Linked DNA regions of Homo sapiens: regions 2 and 3 are each linked to region 1. A link is an interaction called in ENCODE POLR2A ChIA-PET data of the cell type or tissue named here. Cell type or tissue: HepG2. All regions are shown on one strand. Each heading gives the region's core, and the rest is flanking DNA. Links, peaks and the distances in the headings are about the cores only. Region 1 holds the start of IMPDH2 (inosine monophosphate dehydrogenase 2). Region 2 overlaps QRICH1 (glutamine rich 1). Region 3 has its middle 23 kb from the start of IP6K2.

Region 1 (9,971 bases), core at 4,972-9,971:
GGCCATAGGCACATGCCATCATGCTTGTTTAATTTTTGTATTTTTTGTAGAGATGGGGTTTTGCCATGTTGCCCAGGCTGGTTTCGAACTCCTGAGCTTAGGCATTCCGCACACCTCGGCCTCCCAAAGTACTGGGATTACAGGCATGAGCCACTGTTCCTGGCCCTAACTTTCCCTCTTTAACTCTTTGGGTTCATGATGGTATAGATTGTATAGAAGAGGAAGGGTTAACGGCTGTTTTTTTTTTTTGTTTTTTCTTTTTTTCTTTGCTTAGCCAGTTTTCACAAAAATGAGTTAGTTCATCAGCTTCTCTCAGTGATGTCCAATTAAGGTTTTCTTGTTTTAAGAGTCATTGTGAACTTACAGATTTAAACGTATTTAATGAGATTCAGCTGTTTGCAGTCATCTTTACTGATGCACAAATGTCCCATCATTGGCCATTAGAAGCCTCTTTAAATTGACCCCTAAGTCCTTTTGACATGACCCTAGTTGTCTTTCTTGATTTCTGATTTCACAGAATGTTTCAGTCCCATCTTGGACATTTCTTGTTCTAGTGTAGAATCCTTCAGTTCTGGAGCCTGGTTCCTTTTATTGGGGAATGGTATTTCAGTGCCTTACTCTGTATGCCAGGGGTGCTTATTGTTCCTAGATTGGTCTTGTTTCTAGGATCTTCAGTGGGCAGAACTAGAAATTGTTTTTAAAGATAAAATACATCATTTTGGTGCCTGTAGTTCAGATTCAGAACTATAAGGCTAATACCTAGGTTTTTTTTATCTATAGCCCCTTACTTCCATGCTAGGAGCCCTGGCCCTCAGTCAATAGAGTCTGTTTTATTTTATTTTGATTTATTTTTTTATTTTGAGACAGGGTCTTGCTCTGTTTCCCAGGCTGGAGTGCAGTGGCACAATCTTGCCTCACTGCAACTTCTACCTCCTGGGCTGAAGCAATCCTTCTACCTCTCAGCTTCCCAAGTAGCTGGGACTGCAGGTGCATACCACCACACCTGGCTAGTTTTTGTTTTTTTTTTTTTTTTTGTAGAAATGGGGTTTTGCCATGTTGTCTAGGCTGGTCTCAAACTCCTAGGTTCCAGTGATCCACCTGCCTTGGCCTCCCAAGGTTACACCCATGAGCCACCATGCCCAGGCTATTTTAGTTTTTCTTACAGGGTCTTGCTTTGTCTCCCAGGCTGGAGTACAATGTCATGATGATAGTTCACTGCTGCCTCACCCTGTTGGGCTCGGGCTGGGACCCAGGCTCAAGCCATTGCACTCAGCTGTTTTTTTTTGTTTTTTTTTTTAAGGTTTTTGTATTGACAGGGTCTCCCTATGTTGCCCAGGCTGGTCTTGAACTCCTGGGTTCAAGCAGTCCTCCTACCTTGGCTTCCCAATGTGCTGAGATTATAGACATGAGTAACCACACCCAGCCAAGTTTATTACAAATTGTAGAGAAGAGAATAAAATTAGGGAAGTGACATCAGAGGGAGCAAGTGACAGAGCGAACCCAGAGAAGTGGAACATGCCAAAGTATGGCAATAATTGTTCCCAGGAGAAAAATTATTTTTTTAAGAAAAGGAAGGCCAGGCATGGTGGCTCCCGCCTGTAATCCCAGAACTTTGGTAGGCCGAGGTAGGAGAATTGCTTCAGCCCAAGATTTGAAGACCAGCCTGGGCAACATAGCAAGACCTCATCTCCACTAAAAATCAAAAAAAATAATCGAGTGTGATGGTGCACACCTGTGATCCCAGCTACTAGGGAGGCTGAGGTGAGAGGATTCCTTGAATCCTTCTTTGCTGAGAAGGGCTGTTTTCTGCTCATCCTGGATCTTGGGGGCTTCAGATATGTCTAAGAGCAGAAAAGCTTTTCCCATTGCCACTGGGTCACAAAATAGCCGAAAAGTAGACAAAAAATAGAGTCAGAACTGCCTTAAAGAGATGGAAATGCACTATTAGAGAGCCAGCTTTGTTTTGGCAAGAGCATAGAACACAGAAGAGGAGTGTATCGGGCAGAATGTTCTTTTTTCTGCTTCCAGGAAGTGTCACACACTGTGCTTGCTTGGAGAATCCCGAAACCCTGCAGGAGAATACTGTTGCCTGCTCCTATCTCATTATGCACCCAGTGCACAAACATGTGCATACTGACTGACTTCAGCACATGAAGGGGCTTGGTAGTCATTCAAATGTCATCTTTCTTTGGTGCAGACCTGGCTGACCAGGGCTCTTATTCAAATTATTGACCTTTGCCTGTACCTAGCTCTGGGCTCACTTATGAACCAGGGTCTTACAGTAACACCAGCCCTGTGGGGGGGATCTTGTAATAGTTCAAATACTGGCATATTGGCTAGGCGTGGTGGTTCACGCCTGTATTTCTAACTGCTCAGGAAACTGGCAGGAGGAGTCTTTGAGTCCAAGAGCTCAAGGCTGCAGTTAGCCATGATTGTGTCACTGTACTCTAGCTTGGGTGACAGAGCGAAACCCCATCTCTTTTTTTTCCCTTTTTTTTTTTTTTGAGACAGGATCTCACTCTGTCACCCAGGCTTAAGTACAGTGGTGCGATCACGGCTCACTGCAGCCTTGACCTCCCAGGCCCAAGGAATCCTCCCACCTCAGCCTCCCTGGTAGCTGGGATCACAGATGTGCACCATCACACGACTAATTTTTTTGATTTTCAGTGGAGATGAGGTCTGGCTATGTTGCCCAGGCTGGTCTTCAACTCTTGGGCTCAAACAATTCTCCCACCTCCGCCTCCCAAAGTTCTCGGATTACAGGCGTGAGCCACCATGCCTGGTCTTCCTTTTTTAAAAAAAGATAAATATTGTAGAAGAGACCCTGTATCTTAGCTAATAATAATAATAATAATAATAATAATAAAATCCCCCAAAGAGTATCAGTCTCTTTATCTAGAGAAGAAATGACAATAGCCGTTTTTTTTGTTTTTTTTGTTTTTTTGTTTTTTTGTTTTTGAGATGGGAGTCTCGCTCTGTTGCCGAGGCTGGAGTGCAGTGGTGCAATCTCGGCTCACTGCAAGCTCCACCTTCTGGGTTCACACCATTCTCCTGTCTCAGCCTCCCGATTAGCTGGGACTACAGGAGCCCGCCACCACACCCGGCTATTTTTTGTGTTTTTAGTAGAGACGGGGTTTCACCATATTGGCCAGGATGGTCTCAATCTCCTGACCTCGTGATCCACCCGCCTCGGCCTTCCAAAGTGCTGGGATTACAGGCATCAGCCACTGCGCCTGGCCGGCCTTGCTTTTTAGAGACAGTTGAGATGAGAGAAGACTTGGTAAGGGCAAACGGGCGTGCATGCCAGTTCTTTGGGTCCTGGACCACCTTTGAAAATATGCAAAGCTCTGTACACTCTCAGAGAATTATGCATATATGCAGAGTTTGGTTTATAGTTTTCTGTACTTCACTGTCTCTGAGGGCAGTCTTTTTGCCCTGTGTTAGCCTTGGATTAGAGGGTAACAACAATCATGTAAGGCTGTGGTTCTCAAGTGTGGTGTTAGAAGTGCTCATCATCAGGTTCCACCTCAGAAACAGATTGGGACCCAGCTATCTGTGTTTTAAGAAGCTTTCCAGATGATTTTTGCCACACTTTAGGGAGAGTCCCCTGATGAAATTTATACTCCTGTGTGGTCCTTATGCTTCACACATCCCATATTGTACCTTTGAGAGACCACCTGCCATCCTCTTGTTGTGACAGTACTCTATTCCTCCTAGGCTATGTCTTGCCCAGCCACGTGACTGAGGAGATGCTATGGGAGTGCAAGCAGCTTGGGGCTCACTCCCCCTCCACCTTGCTGACCACCCTCATGTTCTTTAATACCAAGTAAGTGTTCTAGAGGCTCCACTGCTGGCATCTGTCCAGTGAAGAGTGTGGAAGCTATCCAAGAGGCCTTCTGAATTCCTCTGACATATATTTGAGAAACTGGGCTACTGAAAGCCCTAACCCCACTTGGCTGCATTTTATTTGGTAACCAGTGAGGCAAACACCCTTGCCAGACCCCTACCATCCATCTTGATGTGGTTCCTGCACTGGACACTGCTTGGGTACGGGCCTGCCCAGATCTTGGGAATGTGGGCAGTGGCTCCTCTGAAGCACCAGTGGGCAGAGGATGAGTCATGGTATCCTCCCGGCACCCCTCCCTCTGCCTTGCATTTTACTTGTGATCCAGGTACTTCCTATTGAAGACAGTGGACCAGCACATGAAGCTGGCCTTCTCCAAGGTCTTGCGACAGACAAAGAAGAACCCCTCTAATCCCAAGGATAAAAGCACGAGTATCCGGTACTTGAAGGCCCTTGGAATACACCAGACTGGCCAGAAAGGTAGGGAAAGGAGGCAGGGATGGCAAAAACAGGTGCTACTTGTCCTGCCCTGTCCTGCCCTTGTGCCTGTGAGGCTAGTGATAAGTGTAAAGGTTGGGATTTGCTGGATAAAATTCTCCACTCCCTTCTCCCCAGCCAAAAATTCCAAACTTTCCTCCTAGAAGCAGAGAAGCCCCAGACAGAATAGCTGCCTCTTCCCTTAGTAGTCACTGCCCATGCCTCATACCTTCCCTCCCCCGACCCTGTATTTCCTAGTTGGGCTGGCTGAAAGCCTAAGTTTCCTGATCTGGGCCTGAGGTAAGGCAGTCTGATGCCAGGTCTGTGGTGGTGGGGATGTGTGTTTTATAGTTACAGATGACATGTATGCAGAACAGACGGAAAATCCAGAGAATCCATTGAGATGTCCCATCAAGCTCTATGATTTCTACCTCTTCAAATGGTGAGGCTTTATTGTGACTTGCTGTCCATGTGTGCGCATGTGTGTGTATGCGTGTGCATGCTCACTTGTGTGATCACTTATCATAGGGGAGAGGCATTCTCTAGTCCCAAACCAAGTAAAAACACTTCCAGAAAGCTAAATTTAGAAGCAGCCTTGCTCTGGCTTTCCAAAGGTGTGTGATGTGCCTAGCACTGATAGAAAAAGGGGTCCCGGGTCCCTACAGTCACCTTTCATGAAAAGGGTATGAAGGTACAGAGAATCTACCTTCATCACATATTGAGCATGGCCCTGCTTCCTGACCTTGACCTTTTGTCACTGCCATCATTAATCTAGGTGAGACTCCTCTCAGCTTTTTCTCCCTTTTGCCCCTTCAATGGTTTCTCATTACATAGTAATTCTTTTATGGCAGACAACTCCTTTGATGCACTCCCCCTTGCTAACCTCATGTCTGTGGAGCTCTTAGTTCCCTAGCCACACTAGCTCCTCTCCACTCAAGGACATCATATTATGCCTCTTCTCAACTTAAACACAGCTTATCAGGGAAGCATTTCCAGATTCCCCACCTCTTCCCTGTGACTGTTTCCTCGGTAGCACTTATCACTGTTTTTTATTTTGTATTTGTTTAACTTTAATTGCTACCTGTGTCCCCTCCTATCTGTAAGCTCCATGGGTAGGAAATACTTTTCCTGCCCATTTTTTTAAATATCAGCACCTAGTGCTGACCTGGCACTAGTAACCCTTGAATAAATCTTGAATGGATGGATGAATAACTGTTAGAGGATACAGCATGCCAAGTACTTAATAGAGGTACAGCACAGTTCGGGGGAGGGGGGTGAACCCAAGTTTAGGGCCCCACTGTAATGGCCATCATTATTGGGTAGAAAACACAACATGAGGCTGGGCACCGTGGCTCACGCCTGTAATCCAAGCACTTTGGGAGGCCAAGGTGGGTGGATCACCTGAGGTCAGGAGTTCGAGACCAGCCTGGCCAACATGGAAAAACCCCATCTCTACTAAAAAATACAAAAATTAGCTGGGCTTGGTGGCTCGTGCCTATGGTTCCAGCTACTCCAGAGGCTGAGGCAGGAGAATCGCTTCAACCAAGGGGGCGGAGGTTGCAGTGAGCTGAGATCACCTCACTGCACTCCAGCCTGGAGACAAGACGCCATCTCAAAAAAAAAAAAAAAAAAAGCGCAAAGACTTGGAGATAGACGCTTTGAGCAGTGAAGCTGGCTTCAAGTAGGATAAGGATAGACTCACATGAGTCCATGAGAGCCCTAGGCTGGTGCAGTCAGTGATGGATCACAGCTGGTTTGTGGGAAGGAGGGGCAGAGGGGAAGTAACCCAACATTTGGGGGATTTGCAGTAGTCCCAAAGGAGGACCAGGATGTAGTGTGTGGTGGCTGCATGGAATTCAGTAGCTGTGCCACAATAACTTGGGGCCTTACTGTTTGCAGACAGCATCTGTCTGGGAAGTTCAGGGTGGGAGGGTTGAAGTTATATTGGTGGTACCCAACTTTTATCCGCATATTCTTCAGCCCCCAGAGTGTGAAAGGCCGGAATGACACCTTTTACCTGACACCTGAGCCAGTGGTGGCCCCCAACAGCCCAATCTGGTACTCAGTCCAGCCTATCAGCAGAGAGCAGATGGGACAAATGCTGACGCGGATCCTGGTGATAAGAGAAATTCAGGAGGCCATCGCAGTGGCCAATGCAAGCACTATGCACTGAGATGCCTTGGCCATGGCACAAGAGAAACCAGCCAGGAAAAACCAGACAGACTTTCACACTAAAGAAGAGGCCTCCATTTTTTTTTTTCTTTTTTTTATTGGTGTAGTTACGAAGCCTTTCAGGCTGCTTCTGTTTAAAATATAAAAGAAAACTTTGCCCCCTTTGCATCTTCATAAACCTGCTGCGGCAGACTCCTCAGCCGATGGTGGCTCTGGGTTTCCTTGAGTGTCATATGTCCTAGAAAGTTGCTGGCTGACTCTTTTTTGTCTGGGGCCTGGGGAAAGGGCTTGGACTGTGAAAAGAAATGTGGCCCCTTTCCATCTTCAAGAGAGATGGAATTAATGATGGATGGACCCTGGAGGGAATCTCCCCAGCCGACTTCCACTGGGCTGACAGACTTTGCTGACCACAGGGGAACGATGTTCTTTTCTTTCTTCATGATCAGACATAAACTTAGCATCTTAATGGAAGAAAAATGAGGGGAACTTCAATTATGATTTATTAAAGACAATTTCTATTACACCCTCCTTTATGACAAGTGACATTTTAGATGTAAAAGTAAAAACTTTACCATGCCTTTTTTTTTTTTGTTGGCCTAACATTGAGGCCTTAAAACCTGAGGCTCCTGTGCCTGATGGAATTCTTGTAACATACACTTGTGTATCATATAAAGATACCACTCTGTTTCTCTTATGTATTCTTACTCTAGTTGTTTATTAAGAATGACAAGCACGTCTTTTCAACATGTTAGTGAACAACGTCTCTTTATTTTGGGGAGGAGCCCGGCGGGACAGTAGAAGTAAACCCTTGCCTGTTAATTGAACTGGCCGAGGTCCTGCGGGGAGTGTGGGGTGGGACGTGAAGTGGCAGCTCCTCAGTGACAAGGCCACTATGTGCTATACGCATGCGCTGTTTCTTCAGCGCCAGCTCCGCCCCCGCCGCAGCGAGGCGGGTAGGTTCCGCCCGCGCGCACTACGCCCTGACGTCAGCGTCGCGCGCAGCGCAGTGACGAAATCGGCTGGTTTATATTGGCGCGGCCCAGACGGCAGAGGTCTCTGCGGCGCGGTCCTCGGAGACACGCGGCGGTGTCCTGTGTTGGCCATGGCCGACTACCTGATTAGTGGGGGCACGTCCTACGTGCCAGACGACGGACTCACAGCACAGCAGCTCTTCAACTGCGGAGACGGCCTCACCTACAAGTGCGGGCCTATGGGGCTCACCTGGGCGAAGAGAGGGGCGGCACCCTGGGGAAAAGGCCAGATGGGGGCTTCCGAGAGCCGCCTTGGGCGTGGGCGTGGGGGACAGGTTTCGGGAATTGGCCACCCACCTCCGGGGCTCACTTTGAGACATCTGGAGCGGTGCTTGGGGTACGGAGAAGCATCTCAGTAGTGCTTGGAATCTCAGGCCGGAGATTCCATGCTCCAGACACATGGAATTGTCAGGGTGCCAGGAGCACTGATGACAGCTCGGTGGCAGAAAAGGTCCCCTGTACCCATTTCCACCTTGTGCTGTGCCTGTGACACACAGACTCTGTCAGTGCCACTCTCTGCTCACATGCGTTACGGGTTGATTGGTACATGGGGATGGAGTCTCATGCTGCCCTAAGCTGAGAGCTTTACTCCCAATTCACTCCCTTCCCTCGCAGTGACTTTCTCATTCTCCCTGGGTACATCGACTTCACTGCAGACCAGGTGGTGAGTATGATCAGGAATTGGGTCCTGAACATCAAGGTGAGCTAAGGTGCTACTATCACCTGGTCTCTGGGCTAACTCACCAGATTGGGCTTGGGGGTGGATTTTATAGGATCATGTTGCTTGTTAGCATGCAGGTCATACAAAAGTGCCTTTTTGTGGGGGACTCAGTAACACCTTGAGGTGTAAGGGATGCTTTCCCACACTGGTTGACGTTTGTCTCCTCAGGACCTGACTTCTGCTCTGACCAAGAAAATCACTCTTAAGACCCCACTGGTTTCCTCTCCCATGGACACAGTCACAGAGGCTGGGATGGCCATAGCAATGGCGGTGAGCCCCATGGGGTGTGGGGGAAGGAGCAAGGACTCCATCGCCTTTCCCCAAAGGCATTCAGTCCTGCTTCTTGTCACTTAGTAGTAGTCTCTTTTTATCCTGTAGCTTACAGGCGGTATTGGCTTCATCCACCACAACTGTACACCTGAATTCCAGGCCAATGAAGTTCGGAAAGTGAAGGTCAGAAGGGCAACGATCATTAGCAAGCGCTCCTGGGAATTGCACTGAGGTGGGGTGGGGTGGGAGTAGGGGTTTATTCTAATTTAGTATTCTTTCTTCCCACCATGGGGTTCAGTTACTGAGAAGACCCTGAGATTCTGTTTCTTAAAGCAGCAGCAATAGACCAGGTGTACAGTGCCTCCAGCCTACCCATGTCTCTAAGATGTGTTGGTGTGATTTGGTCTTGTGGCACTGCCAAAGGGATCGATAAGCAGAGACCCCATGCTTCAGATCAAGAGCCTGATGAAAGTAGTTCAAAGATGCGATGCCCTTTCTCACCATCCCTTTCCAGAAATATGAACAGGGATTCATCACAGACCCTGTGGTCCTCAGCCCCAAGGATCGCGTGCGGGATGTTTTTGAGGCCAAGGCCCGGCATGGTTTCTGCGGTATCCCAATCACAGACACAGGCCGGATGGGGAGCCGCTTGGTGGGCATCATCTCCTCCAGGGACATTGATTTTCTCAAAGAGGAGGAACATGACTGTTTCTTGGAAGAGGTGGGTGCCACTGGCAGAGTAGATCCAAGCTCTAGCAGCCCAGGTTGAAGACAAGGGGCTTCTGTTGTCTAAGACATCTCTGATAGCCTCTTCTCTCTGGGAAAGGAGTGTCAAACCAAGTTTCTGACTCCTTTATTGGGTTCCTGCATCCTTTCCCCACCAGAGGCTTTCAAACTGCCCAAATGCTTGCTAGTATTCATGCTTTGTTCTTTTAAACCCCTAAGGTAGGGGCAGTGCTTGAGGTCTGCCCTGATTTTCTTGCCATTGTTCCTGTGTTGTCCTCCTTATTCCATAGTGTAAGAGGGTGCTCCCTGTGCCATGTTGTCCTTTCTACTCATCCCTCACTCAATACCATACTGCTAAGAATTATTGGGATCCCTTGAGGAAGGGTGTTTTGGGTGTGAATGTATGAACGTGGTGGTCCATAGAACTTCACCCCTGTAATCTCAGTACTTTGGGAGACTGAGGCAGGCAAATCATGAGGTTAGGAGTTTGAGACCAGCCTGGCCAACATGGTGAAACCCCGTCTCTACTAAAAATACAAAAAATTAGTTGGGTGTGGTGGCGCGTGCCTCTGAGCTCAGCTACTTGGGAAGGAAAGAAAAGAGTTAACTGGTCATAGTCGATGACTGGCCCTTCTTCACATCTCACCTCCCACGTAGATAATGACAAAGAGGGAAGACTTGGTGGTAGCCCCTGCAGGCATCACACTGAAGGAGGCAAATGAAATTCTGC
Region 2 (10,007 bases), core at 1,633-6,632, 49 kb before region 1:
CCTCAGCCTCCCGAGTAGCTGGGACTACAGGCGCCTGCCACCACGCCAGGGTAATTTTTTGTATTTTTAGTAGAGACAGGGTTTCACCGTGTTAGCCAGGGTGGTCTCGATCTCCCGACCTCGTGATCCACCCACCTCAGCCTCCCAAAGTGCTGGGATTACAGGCGTGAGCCACCGTGCCCGGCTTTTTTTTTCTTTTTTTTTAAATGGAAGGCTTAAAGAATGGATTTTGATGGTTTATAGCAAGTAACTTTTTGAAGCTTTTATTTTTTCTGACAGCTGAATATCTAGCTTATTTGCCTTTTTGCTCAGGAAATAAATGTATATTTGGACTAGAGTTTCTTATAGTAACTTTTTAAAGGTACTATTCTAGAAATACTGGCTGGTAGGATTTATTTGGAGATGACATAGGCAGCAGAATTGTTTTAATCATATCTTTGGAACCTTGATTGACAAAAAATATGTTCTGGACTTTGGTATGAAATGTATTCTAAAACTAAAATATTGATTAAATAGAAGTTATATTCACTTAGCTAAATGTTTGTCAAAAATAGAGGACACCTTGCTGGGCGCAGTGGCTCATGCCTGTAATCCTAGCACTTTGGGAGGTTGGGCAGATCGCTTGAGGTGAGGAGTTTGAGACCAGGCTGGCCAACATAGCAAAACTCCATCTCCACTGAAAATACAAAAATTAGCCGGGTATGGGGGCAGGTGCCTTGTAATTCCAGCACTTTGGGAGGCCAAGGCCAGCAGATTACAAGGTCAGGAGTTCGAGACCAGCTTAGCCAACACGGTGATACCCTGTCTCTACTAAAAATACAAAAATTAGCTGGGCATGGTGGCGTATGCCTGTAATCCCAGCTACTTTGGAGACTGAGGCAGGAGAATGGCTGGGACCCGGGAGACAGAGGTTGCAGTGAGTAGAGATGACGCCACTGCACTCCAACCTGGGCTACAGAGCAAGACTCTGTCTCAAAAAAAAAAAAAATAGAAGGCTTCGGCCAGGCATGGTGGCTCACGCCTGTAATCCCAGCAGTTTGGGAGGCCGAGGTGGGCAGATCTCTTGAGCCCAGGAGTTTGAGAACAGCGTGGGCAACATGGCAAAACCCTGTCTCTCTAACAAATACTGTAATTAGCTGGGCGTGATGGTACACGCCTGTAGTCCCAGCCGCTTGGGCGGCTCAGGTGAGAGGAACAATTGATCCCAGGAGGTTGAGGTTGCAGTGAACCAAGATCTTACCACTGCACTCCATCCTGGGTGATAGAATAAGACCTTGTCTAAAGAAACCAACAACAAAAAATCAGGGGTGTGGAACTTTAATTTCCTGATCTTACATAGTGAGAACTCCATAGATACTCTGAAATTTTTTTTTTTTTTTTTTTAAGATGGAGTCTCACTCTGTTGCCTAGGCTGGAGGGCAGTGGTGCAGTCTCGGCTCACTACAACCTCCATCTCCTGGGTTCAAGTGATTCTCCTGTCTCAGCCTCCTGAGTAGCTGGGATTACAGGAATGTGCCATCATGCCCGGCTAATTTTTATATTTTTAGTAAAGGCAGGGTTTCACCATGTTGGCCAGGCTGGTCTCGATCTCCTGCCCTCAGGCGATCCACCCAGCTCAGCCTCCCAAAGTGCTGGGATTAGAGGCCTGAGCCACCGCACCTGGCCAATACTCTAAAATTAATGAGTCTGCAAGTAGAGGCTTAAAGGTATGAAAGTAATCATAACAAAACTAAGAATAAAAATGTGATTGGCAGGGTTTGGTGAGAGGAGGGTGATTTTTAGTTTTTTATTTATAATTTTTTTAGGCTTTTTTTTTTTTTTTTTTTTTTTTTTGAGATGGAGTTTCGTTCTTGTTGCCCAGCCTGGAGTGCAATGGCATGATGAAGAACTAGAGGTCAAAGCATACTTAGCTGTTTTTACTTTTTATTTTATATCTTTTTATACTATTATAATGGTTTTTCTTAGTTGAGTTTCATATCCCTGTCCCCAACCCCCCAAGAAACCTCCAAAAACAAAACAAAAACTAGGTGGAATTCTATACTGAATACTGAAGAAAGCTTGTTTCTAGGAAGAAAAGAAGAAAAGTCGGTGAAATTATCCTTTACACTTAATATCAGAGTTGAGGTGAGGCTTAAGCTGCCCCTTCTGAGTTTCTGAAACTTGAAATACAAGAGTGAGGAGAAATAGGGTTACTAGGAGGATCATAGAGACTGGCTTTACTGGGCAATAGTCACGAAGGTTTTTCAGTTCTGTAAACTTTGTTTGAGGTGTTTCTTTTTTCTTGTTTTTTTTTAAATTATTTTTTGTTGTTGTTTTTGTTTTGTTTGATATTGAATTCCCATCTACTCCGTTGGGAAGCAGTGTTTCTTTGTATTGGTGTTTAGTCATTTGTTTTTTCCCAGACTTCAGACAAAACAGGTTTTTGCTGCATGTAAAAACGCTTTACTTTTGTACCTTAAAAAAAAAATTGCTTTTTATAGTAGCTTTGAAAATTTAATCAGTCTCAGTATATTATGTGAATGCAACTGACAGTTGAAGAAAATACATTTCAGGAAATGTAAATTCCAGCTGACCTCTGCTGCTCTTTTATAATGGAGATGAAAAACTGAAATTATGTACCAGCATGGTAGAGGACCTGTTAATGGCTGCTCATATAATCTCTCCTTTGTCCCCTTTTGAGCAGAAGGGTATATGTGATTAGATATTAGAGTTTCATAACTTTCTAATGTTACCGGATCTCTATTATGAAAGATGCCTTTTTTTTTTTTTTTGAGATAGAGTCTCAGTCTGGCGCCCAGGCTGGAGCGCAGTGGCACGATCTCGGCTCACCGCAACCTCTGCCTCCTGGGCTCAAGCAATTCTCCTGCCTCGGCCTCCCGAGTAGCTGGTATTACAGGTGCCTGACACCATGCCTGGCTAATTTTTGTATTTTTAGTAGAGACAGGGTTTCGCCTTGTTGGCCAGGCTGGTCTCAAACTCCTGACCTCAGGTGATCTGCCTGCCTTTGCCTCCCAAAGTGCTGGGATTACAGGCGTGAGCCACCGCACTGGGCTGAAAGATGCCTTCTTAAGGAAATCGCTACTGTGCTATTAACAAAGGGGAACTTTGATACATTCTGTGCAAGTGTGGCAAATGAGTGCTCTCGGATCACCTAAGCCAAGTAGCCTTCTCTGAATCTGTAGTTAGGCAAAGTGTGCTTGGCCTGATGCTCTCTTTATGTGTGATGTGGACATCGTTGACCACTTAATTATTATTATTTTATTATAGTATTTTATTATAATTGTTATAATATTTAATTATTATAATTATAATATTTTTATATTTATGTAAAAATTATATTTATATTACATAATTGTAATTATTATAATATTTTATTATAATTATTTATTTTATTTTATTTATTTATTTCTTTTAACAGATGAAAGTCTCTCTAGGTTTCCCAGCCCAAAGACCTGGTCTCAAGCAATCCTCCACCTCAGCCTCCTGAGTAGCTGAGACTACATGTGTGCACCACTGTGACCAGCTGATAACTTAATTTTTTTGTTTGTTTGTTTGTTTGTTTTTTTTAGACAGAGTTACGCTCTGTCGCCTAGGCTGGAGTGCATTCGAGTGATCTCGGGTCACTGCAGCCTCGATCTCTGGGCTCAAGCAATCCTTCTACCTTAGCCTCCGTAGTAGCTGGGACTACAGGTGCATACCACCATACCCAGTTAATTTTTATATATTTTTTGTAGAGATGGGGTTTCTCCATGTTGCCTGGGCTGAGGTGGAAGGATTGCTTGAGTCCGTGGAGCTATGGATATTACAGAAACCAATTGGGTGGCTCACGTCTATAATCCCAGCACTTTGGGAGGCCGAGGCGGGAGGGTCACCTGAAGTCAGGAGTTTGAGACCAGCCAGGCCAACATGGCAAAACCCAGTCTCTACTAAAAATACATAAATTAGCTGGGCATGGTGGTGGGCACCTGTAGTCCCAGCTACTCGGGAGGCTGAGGCAGGAAAATCACTTGAACCTGGGAGGCTGCAGTGAGCCGAGATCGTGCCACTGCACTCCAGCCTGGGCGACAGAGGGAGACTCCAACTCAAAAAAAAAAAAAAAAAAAAAGGACAGGTGTGGTGGCTCACGCCTGTAATCTCAGCACTTTGGGAGGCTGAGGCAGGCGGATCACGAGGTCAGGAGATCGAGACCATCCTGGCTAAGATGGGGAAACCTCGTCTCTACTAAAAATACAAAAAAATTAGCTGGGCGTGGTGGTGGGCGCCTGTAGTCCCAGCTACTCGGGAGGCTGAGGCAGGAGAATGGTGTGAACCCAGGAGGTGGAGCTTGCAGTGAGCCAAGATCAAGCCACTGCACTCCAGCCTGGGCAACAGAATGAGACTCCATCTCAAAAAAAAAAAAAAAAAAAAAAAAAAGGAACCATAATTCTTCGTTTTCCACATTGAATTTCAAATGCAGCAGGTATATATGAAGCAACTACCATGGGTGAGCTATTCGGAGAGAACCAGGACATAGTCTTGTCTACCAAGAACTTAGAGCCTAGGTAGAAGAAAGGAGACGTTTACCCACATATTTTATATCTGTAACATAAGGTAGAGCATCTGGTCAGTCTAGTGTATCTATCCTGATTGCTCAAGGGAACAAATCACCTTTCCAGACATTCAGAATTGTCTGATAATCCTTTTTGGCAAAAACGTTCGCTTGTTTTCTGTTACTCTTTCATCCTGCTGCTACTTTTGTTCTGGAGGTCGGGCTGTTGAAGGGAGGATGGTACAAAGGTAGCAGCGACAGGGGTCAGCAGTCCACAGATTGCACACTTTTCCCTCAGATGATGAGAGTTAACTGTACGTCTGCAGGTTAATTCTTAAGGTAATTAAATACCTGATGAAAACTTGTAGAATTTATTTCTGAATTTTAGTAGTGACCTGGATATTTAAAGCACTATTTACCTTTTTTCCAGAATTATTTTAATAGTATTAGTTACATTTCTGTAGTGCTATCTATGTGCTAGATGATTTTCTAAATGCCTTATTTAATCCTTATGTCAACTGTGAGGTAAGTACTATTGTGTCCCCATTTACTCACAAGAAAACTAAGGTTAATTGACTTTTCTAGAGTTACATAATAAAGGAGACATAAAGTTGGGATTTGAACCCAGGCAGCCTGGCTCCAGAGTCCATGCTTTTAACCAGTAGTAAGCTGTGTTGCAAAAGAATGTGAGCACCACATGGCAAAATAGGATTTTTGGTTTTTCTGATGGGAGATGAAGAACATATCCTCTGCCTCTTGTGTCTTGCCACAACTAGGTGGCATACCTATCTCTGCTGTAGGAAATACTTGGAAATAAAACATATCCATAGGAATCCCTGCCCCTAGCTTCCTCCTTGCTTGGTGTCCTCTCTGTGATGGTCACAGAGCAGTTTTGCATGTGACATTTACTGTCCAGTGCTTGGCTCTGCAGAGAAGATGGGATTGACCTAGTGCTGGGTAGGAAGTGTGTTTTCAGCCTGTTTCATCCAGTATTGTGAAGCATGTGTTTGTTTTTTTGTTTTCAGTGTGATAGTTTTATTTAAGAAATGTTAATAGAAATAATTTTCAAACATCCATTAATTGAAAAAATAAGGTGGTATAATAAAACTTTATTTTTTGATTCTATATGTATACAGCTGCCCTGAATATATTCCACTCTTGTGCAAGGGTAATTGCTTCTGGGCATTTCCTGCTAAAAACAGTAACATAATTTTGACTTCTGTTTATTTCTAGGAACCCTAAGGACTCTGCAATATGAATAATTCCCTAGAGAACACCATCTCCTTTGAAGAGTACATCCGAGTAAAGGCACGGTCTGTCCCGCAACACAGGATGAAGGAATTTCTGGACTCACTGGCCTCTAAGGGGCCAGAAGCCCTTCAGGAGTTCCAGCAGACAGCCACCACTACCATGGTGTACCAACAGGGTGGGAACTGCATATACACAGACAGCACTGAAGTGGCTGGGTCTTTGCTTGAACTTGCCTGTCCAGTCACCACCAGTGTTCAGCCACAAACCCAGCAAGAACAGCAGATCCAGGTTCAGCAGCCGCAGCAGGTTCAGGTATATGGGAAATGCTGAGGTGCAGCCTGTTTAATGTACTTTATTTGTTGTCAGTGTTTTAGTTAGTGGGCTCATCACATCTATGTGGATGTTATAGGTTATTTAACACTAAGATTTTCAAAGTTAATGTGGACTAAAAGTTTTTTCTTTCTTCTCCTTTTTCTTTAAGCTTTTTTTTTTTTTTAAACAAACCCCAGTGTCAAGGACTGACTTTGAATAGATTGCAGCCAGGGATCTGCTTAGCTACCTAGGAAACCCCAACCCAGAAGCGGGTCATCTATGATTGGTTTAGCATCAGGTTCAACGTGACTTGCGTGATGAGTGAGGGGGCGCCACCTTTCTGGCAGCACCTTTTCCCAGGATGAGGGGCTCTCCACACCGGAACCCGGTCCCGGCACGTGACCCCGCCGGCGGCGATGTCAGTGATGGTGGGGGACTGGCTTTCCGAGGCTGACCAACACTGTGGTGCTGCCATGTCATTGTACTTGGGTTGTTTTCTTTGTTTGTTTCTTCTTTTTTTGAGATGGAGTCTTGCACTGTGGTCCAGGATGGATTCTCCTGCCCCAGCCTCCTGAGTAGCTGGGATTCCAGGTGCCTGCCAACACACTCGGCTAATTTTTTATACTTTTAATAGAGACGGGGTTTCACTATGTTGGCCAGGCTGGTCTTGAACTCCTGACCTCATGATCCACCTGCCTCCTTATCCAAAAGTGCTGGGATTACAGGCATGAGCCACCGCACCCGGCCACACCTGGGTTGTTTTTTTCTTTTCTTTTTTGAGACAGAGTCTCATTCTGTCACCCAGGCTGGAGTGCAGTGGTGCATTCTTGCCTCTGTCCCCCGGGTTCAAGCTATTCTCATGCCTCAGACTCCTGAGTAGCTGGGACTACAGGTGTGCACTACCACCCTCAGCAATTTTTGTTGTATTTTTAATACAGACTGGGTTTCCCCATGTTGGGCTTGAACTCCAGACCTCAAGAGATCTGCGTGCCTTGGCCTCCCAAAGTGCCAAAGTGCTGGGATTACTGGTGTGAGCCACCATGCCCAGCCTTTTTTTTGTTTGTTTGTTTTTTCTTTGAGTTGGAGTTTCGCTCTTGTTGTCCAGGCTAGAATGCAATGGAGCCATCTCGGCTCACTGCAACCTGCACCTCTTGGGTTCAAGCGATTCTCCTACCTCAGCTTCCTGAGTAGCTGGGATTGCAAGCATGTGCTACCACGCCCGGCTAATTTTTGTATTTTTAGTAGAGACTGGGTTTCACCTTGTTGGCCAGGCTGGTCTCGAACTTCTGACCTCAGGTAATCTGCCCTTCTCGGGCTCCCAAAGTGCTAGGATTACAGGCATGAGCCACGGCGCCTGACTTTTTTTTTTTTTTTTTTTGAGGGACAGGGTCTTGCTCTGTCACCTAGGCTGGAGTGCAGTGGCACGATCACTCCTCACTGCAGCTTTGACCTCCAAGGCTTAAGCGATCATCCAGCCTCAACCTCCAAGTAGCTGGGACCACAGGCATGTACCACCACGTGCAGCTAATTAATTAATTTTTTTTTTTTTTGTAGAGATATAGTCTCCCTATGTTGCCCAGGCTGGTCTTGAACTCTTGGCCTCAAGATATTCTCCTGCCTTGGCCTCCCAAAGAGCTGAGATTACAAATATGAGCTGCCATGCCTGGCCTTAAAAATATTTTCGAGTACTGTAAACTAAAAACACCACAGATATTTGGTCTTTTTTATTTAAGATGGAGTCTCGCTCTGTTGCCCAGGCTGGACTGCAGTGGTGCAATCTCAGCTCACTGCAAGCTCTGCCTCCCAGGTTCACGCCATTCTCCTGCCTCAGCCTCCCAGGTAGCTGGGACTACAGGCAGCTGCCACCACGCCCAGCTAATTTTTTTGTGTTTTTAGTAGAGACGGGGTTTCACCATGTTAGCCAGGATGGTCTCGATCTCCTGACCTCGTGATCCACCTGCCTCGGCCTCCCAAAGTGCTGGGATTACAGGCATGAGCCACTGCGCCTGGCCCAAATATTTGATCTTTGCTGTGGAGAGCTGAATAGTTTTGAAATTAGAGATCTTTTGGTACTGGGTTTAGGTGTGATAGCTTCATATGACTGAGGCTTCCTTTCTTTTCTTTTGTATTTTTTCCTGAGATGGAGTCTCGCTCTGTCCCCCAGGCTGGAGTGCAGTGGTGTGACCTTGGCTCTCTGCAAGCTCCGCCTCCCGGGTTCACGCCATTCTCCTGCCTCAGCCTCCCGAGTAGCTGGGACTACAGGCGCCAGCCACCATGCCTGGCTAATTTTTTGTATTTTAAGTAGAGACGGGGTTTCACCATGTTAGCCAGCATGGTCTCGATCTCCTGACCTCATGATCCGCCCACCTCGGCCTCCCAAAATGCTGGGATTACAGGTGTGAGCCACCACGTCCATCTGAGGCTTCCTTTCTATTTGTGTCATCCTGAATAGAGACAGAACACAGGAGGGCTGGTCTTGGCTGATTACTGATAGTGTAACATTTGAAATTAATTTAAAAATGGAAAGGCTGATGTATTTCAGTGATCTTCATTAACTTGTGTGATTCCATAACTCAGATTACGTATGGATTTCTGGGTCTGTGTTTGTTGTTTCTAAACCACAAAACGGCTAAGTGCATTTGTGAATGCCTGTAATCCCAGCACTTTGGGATGCCAAGGTGGACGGATCATTGAGTCCAGAAGTTTGAGGCCAGCCTGGGCAACATGGCAAAACCCCGTCTCTACAAAAAATAAAAAAAAATTACCCAGGGATGGTATGTACTTGTAGTCCCAGCTATTTGGGAAGCTGAGGTGGGAGGATTGCTTGAGCCCAGGAGGTTAAAACCAGCCTGGGCAACATGGTGAAACCCTGTTTCTACCAAAAATAAGAAAAAATTAGCTGGGTGTGGTGATGCACGCCTATGGTCTTAGCTACTAGGGAGGCCGAGATGGGAGAATCGCTTGAGCCTGGGAGGTGGAGGTTACAGTGAGCTGAGATCGTGCCACTGCACTCCAGCCTGGGTGACAGAGTGAGATCCCATCTCAAAAAAAATAAAAATAAAAATTGTAAGGCACAAAAAAATAATGCTAATTGATGATAAACTTTCTGAAAGACGAGAAACTAGTACATTTGTTGAGAAGGTAAAATGTTTTCCTTTTTTTTTTTTTCGAGATGGAGTCCCACTGTGTCACCCAGGCTGGAGAGCAGTGGCGTGATCTCAGCTCACTGCAACCTCTGCCTCCTGGGTTCAAACGATTCTCCTGCCTCAACCTCCTGAGTAGGTGGGATTCCAGGCACCTGCCACTGTGCCGGCTAATTTTTGTATTTTTAGTAGAGACAGGGTTTCACCATGTTGGTCAGGCTGGTCTTGAACTTCTGATCTCAGGTGATCCACCGGCCTTGGCCTCCAAAGTACAGGTGTGATCCACCGTGCCTGGCCAAAGTTTTCCTCTTTAGAGGTCTTTATGTGAGATAACAGGCTCCTCTAGTTGCAAATGCAGTTTTCTTGCCATTGTCTATTATGGTTTAATTTCATTGTATTCTGGAAGTCTTTTTATACTAAGAGGATAGGAAAGGGACTGAAACATGCTGGAGAGGCAGGAGTATGGAGAGGTGTGCCTGGTGAGATAGAAGGTTTCCCTTTCCTTCATTTTTTCTGTTTTTTTTTTAAGAGACAGGATTTCACTTGCCCAGGCTGGAGTGCTGTGACATGATCATGGCTCACTGCAGCCTCTACCTCCTGGGCTCAGGTGATGCTCTCACCTCAGCCTCCCGAGTAGCTAGGACTACAGGTGCGTGCCACCATGCCCAGCTAATTTTTTCATTTTTGGTAGAGATGGACTCTCGCCATGTTGCTCAGGCTGGTGTTGAACTCCTGGCCTCCAGCAGTCCTCATGGCTCAGCCTCCCAAAGTGC
Region 3 (9,908 bases), core at 2,181-7,180, 290 kb after region 1:
GTGGCGGGTGCCTGTAATCCCAACTACTCAGGAGGCTGAGGCAGGAGAATTGCTTGAACCCAGGAGGTAGAGGTTGCAGTGAACCAAGATTGCGCCACTGCACTCCAGCCTGGGCAACAGAGTGAGACTCCGTTTAAAAAAAAAAGTAGAAAACATCTGTCACTCAATATTATTTACATAATTTCCTTCTCTGTGACATGGCTATAACCAGAACTAGCAAGGATGCTGTGACAGCCCACTGTACCTACAATTTCTTTTCAGGTGACCAAAGGAAGCGCCTTGTTGCAGTTTGATCTTGCCCACATTTGGACAGAGACACCTGCCTGTACCAAAGGGCCAACTGTGGGAGCATATGAAATCTAGGACCCAAGCAACTGGTAGATGGAAATCTTGGGACTCACTAGGGCCCAATAAACTGGTAGCTGAACCCTCTAAAAACCAAAGTGTCTTTGTTTGAAAGCTTTAAAAATTAAATGTCAGCCAGGCATGGTGGCTCACTCCTGTAATCTCAGCCCTTTGGGAGGCTGAAGTGGGAGGATCGCTTGAGCCCAGGAGTTTAAGACCAGCCTGGGCAACATAGTGAAACCGCATCTCTCGCTCTTTTTTTTTTTTAAAGACAGAGTCTTGCTCTGTCGCCCAGGCTGGAGTGCAGTGACGTGATCTTGGCTCATTGCAAGCTCCACCTCCTGGGTTCATGCTATTCTCCTTGCCTCAGCCTCCCGAGTAGCCAGGACTACAGGCGCCCACCACCATGCCCGGCTAATTTTTTTTTTTTTTCAGTAGAGACAGGGTTTCACCGTGTTAGCCAGGATGGTCTCGATCATGAAACCGCATCTCTAAAAAATTTTTTTTAATTAAAAAAAAATTGTGGCTGGGCACAGTGGCTCACGCCTATAATCCCAGCTCTTAGGGAGGCAGAGGCAGGAGGATAGCTCGAGCCCAGGAGTCCGAGACCTGCCTGGGCAACGTAACGAGACCCCATTCTCCACCAAAAGGAAAAAACAAAATTGTGGTTTTGTTTTCGTGGTAGTACTGCTATGACATAAGACATTCCAGGACAATGTCAAGATCATATCATCCGTAGTCTCAGCCTTGAAGAGGGAACATTACATGAGGACTATGTTAGTGTGTCCTAACAGGAAGCTAGAAATTTGTCCCATCAAAGTTACCTGAATATATTACCTGAGTATATAGTGATAGGGAATCACTTAATTTTATAACAACAATTAAAACAGTATTAAAAAGTGGGAGGAAATTGGGGTCACTTAACAAAGCATCATATTAAGTATAAATTTTGCTTCCTTTACCCATTCTCTCTAGAGACAAATCATGGCCAGTGATACATACTGTTACCTGATTGTTTTCTGATATATAAATAAAATGTGGAGTGTTGGCCAGGTGCTGTGGCTCACGCCTGTAATCCCAGCACCTTGGGAGGCCGAGGCAGGCGGACCATGAGGGTAAGAGATCAAGACCATCCTGGCCAACGTAGTGAAACCCCGCGTCTACTAAAAATACAAAAATTAGGGCGGGCACAGTAGCTCACACCTGTAATCCCGACACATTGGAAAGCCGAGGTGGGCAGAACATGAGGTCAGGAGTTCGAGACCAGCCTGACCAACATGGTGAAACCCCGTCTCTACTGAAAATACAAAAATTAGCCGGGTGTGATGGTGTGCAGTAATTCCAGCTACTCAGGAGGCTGAGGCAGGAGAATCACTTGAACCTGGGAGGCGAAGGTTGCAGTGAGCCGAGATCGTGCTACTGCACTCCAGCCTGGGCAACAGAGCAAGACTCCATCTCAAAGAAAAAAATAAATAAAAGTACAAAAATTATCTGGGCGTGGTGGCATGCGCCTGTAGTCCCAGCTATTCGGGAGGTTGAGGCAGGAGAATCGCTTGAACCTCGGAGGCGGAGTTTTCAGTGAGCTGAGATCGTGCCACTGCACTCCAGCCTGGCAACAGAGTGAGACTCCGTCTCAAAAAAAGAAAAAAAAATGCTGAGTGTTGACCAGGAACCTACTAATCAGTTGTGAATTCAGACAAGTATTACCAAGTTCTAACTTGGAATGTTAGAAGTTAGGTCTGCCTAAGCTCATTTGTTCATTGAATAAATCCTGATGACCAGCTGTGAATGTTTCTAACCCTGTGTTTAAACCCCAAGAATTAGCAACAATAATGGTACTGAGATCTATCAGGTGATTCCTGGAGCTTTCATCCAGTGCCCGTGGAGTTTATCCTCCATGTTTCTCTCTTTTTTTTTTTTTTTTTTTTGAGTGCAGTGGCACGATCTCAGCTCACTGCAAGCTCCGCCTCCCGGGTTCAAGTGATTCTCGAGCCTCAGCCTCCCGAGTAGCTGGGATTACAGGCGTGTGCCACCATACCTGGCTAATTTTTGTATTTTTATAGAAATGGGGTTTCACCATGTTGGCCTGGCTGGTCTCAAACTCCTGACTTCAGGTGATCCGCCAGTCTCAGCCTCCCAAAGTGCTGGAATTACAGGCGTGAGCTGCCGCTCCGGGCCTGTTCCTCCACATTTCTGGACTCATGCAGATAGCAGCCCCTCTCCTATCTCAAGGATGATTATGCTTCTAGTGTCTGTTGTCCTTAGTCATGCTACTCTTTTCTCTCTGGGCTGCTGTTGTGTCTTCATAAAATGAGTAACCTAGACACGCAAGCATGTGATGTCCCTTGCTGCTCTACCTTGCATCATACAATTCTGTTTATAGAAGCATTCTGGGGGAGCAGTGAAAGGAGAACAGCTAGTTTTTTGTTTTGTTTTGTTGTATTTTGTTTTGTTTTTTGAGACAGAGTCTCACTCTGTTACCTAGGCTGGAGTGCAGTGGTGTGATCTCAGCTCACTGCAACCTCCGCCTTCCGTGTTCAAGCGATTCTCCTGCCTCAGCCTCCCAAGTAGCTGGGACTACAGGCATGCGCCACCACGCCTAGCTAAGTTTTGTATTTTTAGTAGAGACGGGGTTTCCCTATGTTGGCCAGGCTGGTCTTGAACTCCTGACCTCATGATCCGCCCTCCTTGTCCTCCCAACGTGCCGGGATTATAGGCATGAGCCACTGCGCCTGGCCAAGAACAACTAGATTTAAGATTTGAAGGACTCCCCCCAGGTAGGGACTCCTCAGAAACTGTCATCTTTTTTTTTTTTTTTTTTGAGACAGAGTTTCACTCTTGTCGCCCAGGCCAGAGTGCAGTGGCACAATCTCGGCTCATTGCAACCTCTCTGCCTCCTTAGTTCAAGTGATTGTCCTGCTTCAGCCTCCCAAGAAGCTGGGATTACAGGCACCCACCACCATGCCCAGCTAATTTTTGTATTTTTAGTAGAGACAGGGTTTCACCATGTTGGCCAGGCTGCTCTGGAACTCCTGAGCTCAAATGATTCGCCCGCCTCAGCCTCCCAAAGTGCTGGGATTGCAGGCGTGAGCCACTGCGCCCAGCCAGAAATTGTGATCTTTATGCTAGTTATTCTAAACATCATGAGAAAGTTTGGCCAGCAATGCATTTCTGGCCTCAATTGCCTTCTGTGAGGTCAGGTGCTAGGAATCAAATTTTTCTGAAGGTGTCTCTTTTTTTTTGAGACAGAGTCTCGCTCTTGTTGCCCAGGCTAGAGTGCAATGGCGTAATCTTGGCTCACTGCACTTCGCCTCCCGGGTTCAAGCAATTCTTCTGCCTCAGCCTCCTAGTGTAGCTGGAATTACAGGCATGTGCCACCACGCCCAGCTAATTTTGTATTTTTAGTAGAGACCTGAGGTGATCCGCCCGCTTCGGCCTCCCAAAATGCTGGGATTACAGGCGTGAGCCACTGCGCCCAGTTGAAGGTGTCTCTTATGTGTGAATTTTTTTTTTTTTGAGACAGTCTTACTCTGTTGCCCAGGCTGGAGTGTGCAGTGGCGTGATCTTGGCTCACTGCAACCTCCTCCGCCTCCCGGGTTCAAGCAATTCTCCCGCCTCCACCTCCCGAGTAGCTGGGATTACAGGCATGCGCCACCACGCCCAGCTAATTTTTGTATTTTTAGTAGAGATGGGGTTTCACCATGTTGGCCAGGATGGTCTCGAATCCCTGACGTCAAGTGATCCACCCATTTCGGCCTCCCAAAGTGCTGGGATTACAGGTGTGAGCCACCGCGCCCAGCCACTTACAACATTTCTAACCCTCCCTCTCACTTCTTCCCAACCAGAATCCTTGATCTTGTGGGCATTTCTTTCTGTTCTATAAAACCATTTATCTGGCATGTCTTTCAGTACACAAAGTTAGGCGTGCCCAGCCCATTTGTACACCACAGGGCAGGAGGCTAGCCAGGCTACAGTATGAGACCAGAGGATTGGCACTACCCACTAGGAAAACCAGCAGGACTCTTCACCAGTCAGTCTATGCTGATAGGCAGACAAATGCACATTTGACAGGCAGCTATTGGGGAAGGCTGCTGAAACAGAAGATACCAGCCAAATCCCCTGTAGCCTTCTTGGCCATGGGCCTACCCCTTCCTCCCTCTGCAGAACTGCACTGAGCCAGGGGACAAAGGTCACTGTGTACTCTGCTATAAGCCAGGATCCAGCAATACCCTTTCTGGCTAGGTCCTCCAACTCCCGGAAGGAGGGGAGGTGTGTGCAGTTGTTTTTTGTCTGCTAAACAGATAAAAAGGAGCTAAAATCTAGACCCACCAGATAAGCAAACCAGCACTTTAGAGTATAACATCCAGTGATGGTCAAACTGTTCACTTTCATTCTGAAACTGCTGGCGTGGGCACGAGTGGACAGCTGCAGTACACACTCCCATGTCTGCTGTGAGCTGAGTCTTGGCCTGTGGCCAGGTAGGGAGAAGGCCTTTGGGACGGGTAAGCCTGGGACGCGGGACATGCTGGAAGCACGCGTGAGTGGCAGTACTGCATTTTGCCACTTTGGCCAGCAGGGGCCGGGCTGTCCTGGAGCTCCCAGCATCCTGCCCCAGAACTGTGCAGCCGGCCCCAAGCCCAGGGTGACAAATGAGGCTGCGCGCTGGCTCAGGGCCCCCGCTGACCTTCCAAGTCTCAGCCCAGACCCCACACGAGGGGTTGTTCTCCAGGAAGCTCCAGCCTTGGTGGCACTGGGTCCCTGAGCTCTTTTCCAACCAGAGCATAGCTGGGTGGAAGAGCATGTGACCCTCAGACTCTGAGCTTGGGGCGCTGCACCTCCCTCGGGACTCAAGATGGTTCCACCTGGCTGACAGCTCCTGTCTCAGTCTAGCCAGACAAAAACGGGTTGGGACCCTCATCCTGGGCCTCCGCTTGCAGCTGTGTACGAAGATGGCAGGCTTATGGGAGGATGTCCACTCCCACTGACCCTGGCATTGCCTGAGTCCCTTGCCTACCTGGGCTGGGCCAAGACCCAACTGCAATCAATTGTCTGGGGTCCACTCGCTGCTGTGGTCTCTGCCTTTGTGCTCACCTCAAGGTTTGTATCTCTGGCTTACAGCAAAAGCAGCCCCCACCCCTAACGCAGAGCTGGCCTCACAACTGAAAACCGGGAAGGCCCTCACTTGGCACTGGGGAACTAGTTCAAGGGCCAGGTGCATGCAAGGGCATATTAAGAGTGCAGGGGTGGGGCCCACTGACACTGGGCGGGCTTCTAGCACAATGGGAATACCTCAGCTGGCCCCTCCAGCTTTGTCCTGCCTGGACGTGCTGGGGACAGGGTGTGTGTGTCCAGGATATACTAGGAACCCTCCCAACCCTGGCCTTGTGGGATCCTTTTCTTGGTAATTTTCCTGTCTTTTGTTCTGGAAAAAAAAAATCTAGGAATTATTTGCCACCAACCCCTCTCTGCATGGCCCACGTCCCAGGGCTGTGGGTGCAGCTGAGGGTCATCAGAGACCTTAGCCCCACCTCTGCCCGAGTGGGACCATTGTGTTCCCAACTCCGAGCTGAGCTGCCTGTCCAGTTCTTCAGCGCTGGAGGCCCTGGGCTGACTCCAGGCAGGAGGGAGTGGGGGTGAGCAAGAACAGCCAGCGGGTTTAAGGAATGGGCAGGAAAAGGAACCTGGAGTGCAGAAGCACCCCTCTACCTCCTCATCAGACTCTTGCCCCCTCCACCTTTGGAGGTCCTCTTTGGGGATCAGAGGCCCATCTCTGCCAGGGGCCTGAAGACCTACATCCTGGAGGTGAGGTCTGTGCTCAGCATCTCACCTGTACCCTTCATCTCCAAAACCATTGCAGTGCTTGCTGCCTGGCCCTAGAGCCCTGTCCTCCAACCTCTCGCACCTCTGCCTCCCTCAGCAATGACTTGCCATGGGTCAGAAACTCCGGTCTCCCTCTTTGCTCCCCACCATCCTCCTCTAGCTCCTGCCCCATTCTGAAACTTGCCTGTGGTTGCCATTACCCTTCCTCACCTCCCATTCTTGCCACAGCCCATGGCACAGTCCCCAGTGACTTCCGCTGACAAAACCAGTGCACATACTAGCTCTCTGGAATCCCAGCAAAATTCACTGGGATTGACTTCTCCCTCCTGCTTCAAGGACCACATTCTCAGGAATCATTCAGCCCTCCTGGTTTTCCTTCCAGCTCTTATGATCATCCTCATCTCTGTTGCCACCTTTAACTACACATAGTTAAATGTTGGAGTGACCCAAGACTGTACTCTGGGCTCTTCTCCCTCCCTCCCTCCTTAGGGAATTTTGTCAGGAACAGTGTGGCTTTGAGTGTTATCACCATGCTGCTCTCTCTGAATTTATACTTCCAGCTGGGACACTTCACCCTGAACTAGTTGTCCCACTGCTTGACATCTCCACTAAGGCTATGAAACAGCTGTCCCAAATATTGTCTTTTTTTTTTTTTTTCTTGAGATGGAGTCTCGCTGTGTTGCTCAGGCTGGAGTGCAGTGGCACGAGCTCGGCTCACTGCAACCTCCACCTCCCAGGTTCAATGGATTCTCCTACCTCAGCCTCCTGAATAGCTGGGATTACAGGTGCAGGCCACCACGTCCTGCTAATTTTGTATTTTTAGTAGAGACAGGACTTCACCATGTTGGCCAGTCTGGTCTGGAACTCCTGATCTCATGTGATCCGCCCGCCTTGGCCTCCCAAAGTGCTGGGATTGCAGGCATGAGCCACCACACCCGGCCCATCCTCTTATTTTTCATCAGTACTCCCTCTCCAGTTGTACCACCCTTCTGTCCTGAAGAAGTCTCCAACTGCCATCACCTCTAATCTGTCCACTCTCAGATCCCAACTCTTCTTTAAAATCCCTCCAGTGCTTTCCCCTCCTTGGACTTAATACTTGGCTTTAGTCCCAGTCTTAATTACCCTCTAGGATTAACAGCCAGAGTCTTATTTTTGAAATGTGACTTTTGCCACATTAGCCCTCGGCTGAGTGCTCATGTAACTTCCTTCCAGCCTTGCAAAGGCGTAAATGGTCCAGGCCAAGGCCTATCTACTGTCCCTTCACTGCAACCACTGGGAACCTTATGCAAATTTTGCTTTGCTTTTGGTTTTGTTTGTTTTTTGAGACAGAGTCTTGCTTTGTCACCCAGGCTAGAGTGCAATGGCACAGTCTCAGCTCACTGCAACCTCCATCTCCCAGATTTAAGCGATTCTCCTGCCTCAGCCTCTCGAGTAGCTGGCACTACAGGTGTGTGCCACCACACCCAGCTAATTTTTTGTATTTTTAGTAGAGACGGGGTTTCACCATTTTGGCCAGGCTGTTCTTGAACTCCTGTCCTAGTGACTCGCCTGCCTCAGCCTCCCAAAGTGCTGGGATTACAGGTGTGAGCCACCATGCCCAGCAGGTTTTGTTTTTTTAATTTAATTTTTTAAAGTGTAGGATATAACAAATACATAAAAGTACATAAAACAAAGATGTTTTGCTCAATTATTTTTCACAGACCAAACAGAAACCCAACACAGATGAAAAACATTCCCAGTGCCCTGCAGCACCCCCTTGTGGCCCACCAGTCACCCCTCCCTACCCTATCCTGAGTTTTAAGATAAGGAGGTCATCACTTCCTTGATTTTCTTAATCTTTCTGTCACCTAAGGATGCCTCTCTAAAGAATTTCTTCGTTCCTCCAGCTAAATATATACCTATAATTAATTGCATAAGAGAGAACCCATCATAACTGCTGTCCTTTAAATCTTTTATCTTTTCCTCTTTTCCTTTCCCTCCCTTCTATCACCATTTTCTGCAACCCATGTTTACAAACTGTATGTTCCCTACTTTTCTCCTGGCTTATATAATTATAAAAGCATACACACGGCCAGGTGCAAGTGGCTCACGCCTGTAATCCCAGCACTTTGGGAGGCTGAGGCAGGTGGATCACCTGAGGTCAGGAGTTAAAGACCAGCCTGCCCAACATGGCGAAACCCTGTCTCTACTAAAAATACAAAAAATTAGCTGCGCATGGTGGCAGGCGCCTGTAATCCCAGCTTCTTGGGAGGCTGAAGCAGGACAATCACTTGAACTCAGGAGGCAGAGAGGTTGCAATGAGCCGAGATTGTGCCACTGCACTCCAGCCTGGGTGACAAGAGCGAAACTCCATCTAAAAATTAAATAAATAATGTTTTTAAAATACAAAAAATTAGCTGGATATGGTGGTGCATGCCTGTAGTCCCAGCTACTCGGGAGGCTGAGGCACAAGAATCGCTTGAAACTGGGAGGCGGAGGTTGCAGTGAGCTAAGAGAGATCACGCCATTGCACTCCAGCCAGGGAGACATCATGAGACTCTGTCTCAAAAAAAAAAAAGCATACACATATTCACACAAAGTGGTTTGTCTTTGTTGTACACATTTAGGTTATTTTGTACATACTTTTCTGCATCTCACTTTTCTTACTCATTCCAACTTTGTGGCAGGCCCTCCAAATGAAGTGGCATTATCCCAGTTCCTTCTTTTTGATGATAATATAAAACCTGTCCACAAATATTTTTATACTCTTCCCACAAAAAGTGGAATCTAAGCTCCCTCTCCTTAAATATGGGCCAGCTTCAGTGACTGCTTCTATTGAATAGAATGGGGCAGAAATTATACTGTGTGATATCTGAATCTAGGTTAGAAAAGTTGATAGAACTAAAACAGGATCCAGATACAGTGACTCACACCTGTAATCCCAGTACTTTGGGAGGCCAAGGTGGGAAGATCACTTGAGCCCCGAAGTTCAAGACCAGCCTGGGCAACATATAGACCCAGTCTCTATTTAAAAATAAAAATAAAAAAAGAACTTAGGTAGGAGGTGGGTACTTGACTCCAGAGGTGGGGCTCGGACGCTGCACTAGATTGAGGACTAGCTAAAACAGGGCCTGGGGAGGAAGAGGCTTTCAATCAGACATACCCACCAACGTGCTTTCAATTTACCATTGCCATGGCAACACCCAGGACTTACTGCCTCTTTCCGTGGCAATGATCCAATGACCCAAAAGTTACTACCTCTTCCCTAGAGATTTCTGCTTAAACAGCTCCTTAATCTGCATGCAATTAAAAGTGGATATAAATATGACTGCAAAACTGCCCTGAGCTGCTACTCTCTGCCCAAGGGATAGCCCTGCTCTGCAGGAGCAGTCACAGAGCCCTAACACCGCCTCTTCAACAAAGCTGTTTTCTTTCTTTTTTTTTTTTTTTATTGATCATTCTTGGGTGTTTCTCGCAGAGGGGGATTTGGCAGGGTCATAGGACAATAGTGGAGGGAAGGTCAGCAGATAAACAAGTGAACAAAGGTCTCTGGTTTTCCTAGGCAGAGGACCCTGCGGCCTTCCGCAGTGTTTGTGTCCCTGCCTACTTGAGACTAGGGAGTGGTGATGACTCTTAACGAGCATGCTGTCTCCAAGCATCTGTTTAACAAAGCACATCTTGCACCGCCCTTAATCCATTTAACCCTGAGTGGACACAGCACATGTTTCAGAGAGCACAGGGTTGGGGGTAAGGTCACAGATCTA

What was found. ChIA-PET counts read pairs that join two places held together with the same protein. Peaks named below come from ENCODE experiments on the same cell type or tissue, not always from the same donor. Only the 100,000 strongest peaks of a DNase experiment are listed, where the experiment ranks them.
Region 2: POLR2A ChIA-PET joins it to region 1 with 7 read pairs; 22 of 35 experiments call an interaction of 5 or more read pairs at or near these places.
Region 3: POLR2A ChIA-PET joins it to region 1 with 5 read pairs; 5 of 35 experiments call an interaction of 5 or more read pairs at or near these places.

The regions. Positions count from the first base shown.
Region 1 is chr3:49,026,975-49,036,945 of GRCh38, reverse strand. IMPDH2 (inosine monophosphate dehydrogenase 2) reads left to right here and starts at 7,548. Exons shown (of 14, transcript NM_000884.3): 1 at 7,548-7,693; 2 at 8,140-8,188; 3 at 8,414-8,515; 4 at 8,624-8,698; 5 at 9,030-9,236; 6 at 9,899-9,971. The coding sequence starts at 7,596. QRICH1 (glutamine rich 1) reads left to right here. Exons shown (of 10, transcript NM_198880.3): 7 at 3,718-3,826; 8 at 4,173-4,324; 9 at 4,673-4,763; 10 at 6,302-7,239. The coding sequence ends at 6,494. RefSeq lists enhancers at 7,548-7,757, 7,211-7,812, 7,813-8,415. In HepG2, for the core only: no CTCF peak of the experiment used is centred there; a DNase peak (open chromatin) is centred at 7,485; H3K4me3 peaks cover 1,081 bases.
Region 2 is chr3:49,072,793-49,082,799 of GRCh38, reverse strand. It overlaps QRICH1 (glutamine rich 1), which reads left to right. Exons shown (of 10, transcript NM_198880.3): 2 at 5,762-6,091. The coding sequence starts at 5,783. Among named protein-coding and RNA genes, the nearest start is that of QRICH1, 16 kb to the left of the region's middle. In HepG2, for the core only: no CTCF peak of the experiment used is centred there; no DNase peak of the experiment used is centred there.
Region 3 is chr3:48,735,121-48,745,028 of GRCh38, reverse strand. It overlaps a transcript of PRKAR2A not described here. Among named protein-coding and RNA genes, the nearest start is that of IP6K2, 23 kb to the right of the region's middle. RefSeq lists a silencer at 7,394-7,483. In HepG2, for the core only: a CTCF peak has its summit at 4,916 (motif pointing right); DNase peaks (open chromatin) are centred at 4,528 and 4,808; H3K4me3 peaks cover 1,305 bases.